Linked DNA regions of Homo sapiens: region 1 is linked to region 2. Evidence: read pairs that join two places in POLR2A ChIA-PET (ENCODE). Cell type or tissue: Panc1. All regions are shown on one strand. Links, peaks and the distances in the headings refer to the core of each region. The heading gives the core; the rest is flanking DNA. Region 1 overlaps UBL3 (ubiquitin like 3). Region 2 has its middle 73 kb from the start of LINC00544.

Region 1 (2,930 bases), core at 129-2,628, 170 kb after region 2:
CAGTGTTTATTGGGTACCTGTCTGTGTAATATGGTAGTAGTATTAACAGGCATAAGCTACAACTATAATACCCTCGGCACCTAATATAGATTGTGAAGCTTTATGCCCCTTCACTAGATCAGTAATTTACAAAATGAGGTGAAGCAAGTCAATTTTGAGAAGTAAATATGAGAACTTCTGTTTGTTTATTTTGTCCCCCAAAAGGGAAAAGAATTGAGCTTTTCTATTCATACTATGTGAATTGGCTGTGAGGTTCTCCTAGGTCCACCTGCATTCAGGTGGTCACTGAGAGTGTGGTTTGCTGAGGGAAGATGTGTGAATTCTAGAATGTAGATGCCAGCAACAGCACCATGAGTTTCTCAGAGTTTTTCCAGTTTTTCTGTTATATAGTCCCTTTAAAAATACTTTTTAAAAGAAGAATCTATGATACTTCTTATTGAGATGGGGAACAGAGGTTTGCTGTCAAAGCATTTAAGAGTTGTAGAACTCAAAGATTAATCACACATTTTTATTACAAAAGATGAGTATTCTATATGCTGTTCTTATCCGTGATGACAAGAGGCTACCAAAAATAAAAATCTAGCGGATGTGTTTGGGAAAAAATCCCCAAGTTGTCACTTCAAGGCAAAATCGACATTTTAAACAGTAAGTGAGAAAGTACCTGCTTTTCAAAAGAAACATGTTATGGAGAACATTTTGAAAGCATGTTGAAGTATTTACAGTCTGTTGAAAATCTTCCTTACAATGAATTTTAATTGACTTTGGACCATTTATTGGAAAGCCAAACATTTTAATTTGTAAACATTCTTATTGCAGTCAGGAAAAAGAAAATTTTAATAACATTGACATCAGGTAGCTGACTTTGAATAAAAATGTTTGCGTATTTGGTGATAGAATGAAAAAGTAATATGATTTAGTAAGTTAGTAAGTGACATGTTCTTCTATATAGATCTCATCTTTGTAAGATAAGTTTTTCAGGTATGACTTATGACAGCTCTTAAAACCAAGTGCAAAATACATTGAACTTCACAAAAGAAGAAACTAAGATTTAAAAAAATGGAGATATATTTAATAATAATGCTCACCTAATATGTTAATAGTAATAGCATTTTTAGTGATTGAAAGATTAAAACAAGTTAATATTTAAAATAGTTGATAGTTAAAATAGTAAAGTAAAAACAAAATTTTAATCTTTTAATTTCTGTTTTTAGTATATGTTTTATACTATGTGTATGTTTATAAATGAAAACACATATACTATAGGTATGTGCCTCAAGTATTTTATATTTGGGATCTTCAGTCAAAAAAATGTAGGAGCCACTGCACTAGATGACTAAAGATTTCTGAGCATTTTAACTTCTTGTGTTTGATAGTTAGAAGTTTTCTGTCTCCTGCCTTGTTGAGCAGCTGTTTTTTCCTGTGATCAGTGTGCCTACTTATTCCTAACCATTTACAGTTGCTGGTTTTAATTTGCTATGGGTGTGGAAACCATATTTCCAAAGTTTATTAAAAATAATATGTGTTTAAAATGAGCAAATGGTGTCTGAGTAGGATTTTAGGAGTTACCTCACAGTAAAGTGAGTATCTTTTGTTTCATGGACTTGATCATATCTGTTTTGGTTGCTTAGAATTCTCTTTTTAGGAGGGCTAATTTTCTGGCTGTTAGTTATGTTTTGCAGAGATGCAGTTTCTTGATAGTGAAGAACTGCTTAGGTGATAAAAAAATTACACATAACTTTACTTTGAGCTCGTAGAGGAGAGAGAACTAATATTTGTTGTGTACTTTCTAGTACCAGGCAGATGCTTGGCATTTTACATTATAGCATTTAATTTAATCCTTACAGTCACCCTGGATAAATATGGTTGGTATATAGATAAAGAAACTCTTAATACCCACCAGGTGAAGACCACCAGGAATGCATCTGTGGTGAAACAAGTTAGGTTGACTGTTTTGCAGCTAGGAAGAGCGTATGCCAGATCCTGCCAAGTGTCAGTAAAAGAGAATGGGAGGGCTGGGCACGGTGGCTCACACCTGTAATCCCAACATTTTGGGAGGCCGAGGTGGGTGGATCACTTGAGGTCAGGAGTTCGAGACCACCCTGACCAACATGGTGAAACCCCCATCTCTACTAAAAATACAAAAATTAGCTGGGCATTGTGGCAGGCGTCTGTAATCGCAGCTACTCCGGAGGCTGAGGCAGGAGAATCACTTGAACCCAGGAGGTGGAGGTTGCAGTGAGCAGAGGTTGCAGTGAGCTGAGATTGCGCCACTGCACTCCAGCCTGGGCGACAGAGTAAGACTCTGTCTCTAAAAAAAAAAAAAAAAAAAAAAAAGAAAGAGAATGGGAGGAGTTTTCAGTAGGGTTTGGGCTGTGCTGGAAGCAGGGACTCCTGGACTGAATGCTATCGTACATCAACTGGAGGTGGGTTAGTAATTGGGTCTTTCAGCAGTCTTTGTTTAGGAGACAGGATAAATGAAGGGGATTTGGAAAGTCATTGGTGAGAAAACATAATCACTTACAGAATGGGAGATTGTTGGTCATTTTGGAGCTGCAGTGTGGCCATAGGAAAAACTTTTTACCTGTTGGTCTTCTATCTTTCAGATATCACAGTCTGATTATCAACCGAGCTCATTTTTACTTTCTCACAGCCTAGGTTCAGAGAGGGTAAGGAACTTGTTTGAGATCACATAGCGAGGAAGAAGTTGAGCTAGAATAGGAGTTTGGGTCTGGTGGCAATAGTGATAAACATCTACACCCCTCCCCACAACGGTAACTGAGCAAACATTACTGAATCCCTCAGGCACATTATCCTAAGAATGCCTTAGATTCCTTCCCAATACCTTGCTCCAGGGAGTCCCTACTGATTGGTCTGAGCTAGCATGGTAGAAATGAAACCTACTTCATATATCTTTGTAATAAACTATGTAA
Region 2 (2,930 bases), core at 321-2,820:
TCCTAGTCCTAGGGTAAGTGCATTTTACCAAGTACTGCTGGATTGCTCTGAAGAAGGGCTACCCCATTTACCTCTCAGCAGCATCGTACAAGAGTCTTGTCTTCCCTACAGCCCTGCCATGACATGCCTGCCATCTTCAACTTTCTAATTTTTGCTAATCTGATGGGTGTAAAGTCATAATTCATTATAGTTTTTATTTTATGTCTCTAATCAAATGAGCTTGAGCATTTATTCATTTGCTTTTTATTTTGGATTTCCTGTTTAATGACTTGCCTATTCATACTCTTTGTCCATTTATCTGTTGAGGTCCCTGTGATTGATTTGCAAAAGTTTCTTGTATATTTTAGATATTTGAACCACATCAGATGTTGACATTTTAAATATATTCTCCTGAGTTGTCACTTGCCTTTTAATTGTGTCCATGATTTCTTCATTAAATGGAAATCCTTAACATTGATATAATCAAGGAATATAACTTTGAACCTGAGCCCTGAAAAATGGGTGATTTCTAGCAGGAGGAGAAGGGGTGGAAATTTAGGCATAAGCTTCCATAAGAGAGGTCCTAACATTGAAGAGCCAAAGGCAACTGAAATTTTTTCAAACAGAAAAGATAAAATACAGACAGCAAAAAAGTTATTTCACCCAAAGGGCTGTGTGTCAAGGAGGCTTTAGACATAGTCTATCCCCAAATAACAAAGAGTTCCCTGGGTGATGGGGAGCTCCCGCTTCCTCCAGATGGCCATGCACAGGCTGTAAGAGAGTCAGGAGTGCCACATGGAACCACAGTCTTTATAAGCCCTGAAGGTACTGACAGTTCTGAGAGCTCAGAGCCTCTGGATGGGATAGAAGAGGAGGAAATTCCACAGAGATTGTTCTGTCCCTTAACCAAGCAATTCCTCATGCCCATGCAATGCTCACCTGGCTGAGCTAGTCTTCCCAGCATCTCTCAACAAGTAGGAGCACTTTCACACTGCACCCCACTCCACCTCTTACTCAGACAGGCACAACTCATTAATCGCATGGACATGGCATTAGGCAAGCCCTTTCTGTGACTTTTTGTTTTTAATTCACAATTTAGACTTTTAATTGGTTCCCCTAATTCTAGGTTCTAAATCTGGAGAAAGGTACAGGAAGGGGTGAAGGTAAAATGTCGAATAGACCCCAGTACAGTCATGAAGCAGAGAGAAAAGAGAGTTTCTGTCTTTCATTCACCCATTCATTCACTCACTCATTCATTCACATTGGTTGTATACTAGTGAGTGTATCCTCCATGCCAAGCACTAGGCATAGAACTGGAACAGAATGAACAGCAAGAGTGAGCAGAACAGATGTTGTCCTACCCTCATGGAGCTTACAGTCCAGAGGGGCAAACATTTACGTAACACCAAATCTACAAACGTATTCACACTCTCACCCACCTTCTCCCTCCTTTCTTCCTTTAAAAGTAGTGAGACGAATAAGGAAAATGCAAATTATAATGAAATAAAACTACCATTGCATCTACTGCATTGTCAAATATCCAGAAGTTTGATGGCATATTCTGTTGGTAGACTATAGGACAACAGGCAGGCTCGTACGTTGCTGATGGGAAAGCAAAGGAGTGCAGCTCCTATGGAGGAAAATTTGGCAATATGGAGCAAAGTTATATATATATTTAACCCTTTCACCTAGCAATCCCACTCCTAAGAAAATAACCCTAAGATAGGCTGGTGAAAATACAATATGCATGCAAAGCTATTTAGTACAGTACTTCTTGTAGTAGCCAAAGATCGGAAAAACAAACCAAATGTCCATCACTAGGGGAATTAGTTGAAGAAGGCAAATCCACACAATGGAGAATCAAGCATTATAAAAAAGGAATGAGGAATGCTGCACATTCTAGTAGGGAGAAATTGGAAAAGTTGAGAATAGTGTATATAGTATGCTACCTTATATCTTAGAATAGGCGCGAATAGTGTGTGTGTGTATATATATATGTACTATTTTAAAATTTTAATGGAAGGATGTACCAAAAACTAACAAATGTGCTTACCTGTGTAGGAAGGAGGAAACCAAGTGATGGGTAAGACAGTAGACCTTATTTTACAAATTTGACTTTGCAGCCAACGAAATGTTTTATTAGAACAAAATTTAATAAGCAAACTGAGTTTCCCCAAAATATTGAACTCAGAATAAAACAACTGAGCTTAAATGTATATAAACATGGTGACTTAACCACACAAAAAGGAATTATTTCAATTGACTTTAAAACATAGTAATTATTTATTTATTTTATTTTGGTTTTTTGAGATGGAGTTTCGCTGATGTCACCCCGGCTATAGTGCAGCGGCATGATCTCATGATCTCATGATCTTGGCTCACTGCAACTTCTGCCTCCCAGGTTCAAGCAATTCTCGTGCCTCAGCCTCCCGAGTAGCTGGGATTACAGGTGTGCATCACCACGCCTGACTAAATTTTGTATTTTCAGTACAGATGGGGTTTCACCATGTTGGCCAGGCTGGTCTTGAACTCCTGACCTCAGGTGATCCACCCATCTCAGCCTCCTAAAGTGCTGGGATTACAGGCATGAGCCACCGAGCCCTGCCAAAACATAGTAATTAGACTATGCATGTTTATTAGGATTCATATCCCAAGGATTACAAGAGTCACAAAGAAACCCAAAACTGTTTCCAGCAATATTATGGTTGGCAATAATATTGTTAGTAAATATTACTAGTAATAATATTATTATTACAGATAATGTTGTTATTTTGGAGTTTATAAATATATAAAATGATTCTATTTTAACTGCATGTGTGATAAAATTATAACACAGACACATGCAATAAGATAAACCAAGTAATTCATTATAATAAAGTTATTGGCCAAGAACAGAAGTTTTTAGCGTAAAAGAAGAGAAATAATGCCAAAACTCGTGATATATTTTCTCT

What was found. Peaks named below come from ENCODE experiments on the same cell type or tissue, not always from the same donor. Only the 100,000 strongest peaks of a DNase experiment are listed, where the experiment ranks them.
Region 1: POLR2A ChIA-PET joins it to region 2 with 5 read pairs; 5 of 35 experiments call an interaction of 5 or more read pairs at or near these places.

The regions. Positions count from the first base shown.
Region 1 is chr13:29,841,539-29,844,468 of GRCh38, reverse strand. The region is part of intron 1 of UBL3 (ubiquitin like 3); the gene reads left to right. Among named protein-coding and RNA genes, the nearest start is that of UBL3, 7.6 kb to the left of the region's middle. In Panc1, for the core only: no CTCF peak of the experiment used is centred there; no DNase peak of the experiment used is centred there; H3K27ac peaks cover 604 bases.
Region 2 is chr13:30,007,619-30,010,548 of GRCh38, reverse strand. No RefSeq gene overlaps it. Among named protein-coding and RNA genes, the nearest start is that of LINC00544, 73 kb to the right of the region's middle. In Panc1, for the core only: no CTCF peak of the experiment used is centred there; no DNase peak of the experiment used is centred there; H3K27me3 peaks cover 297 bases.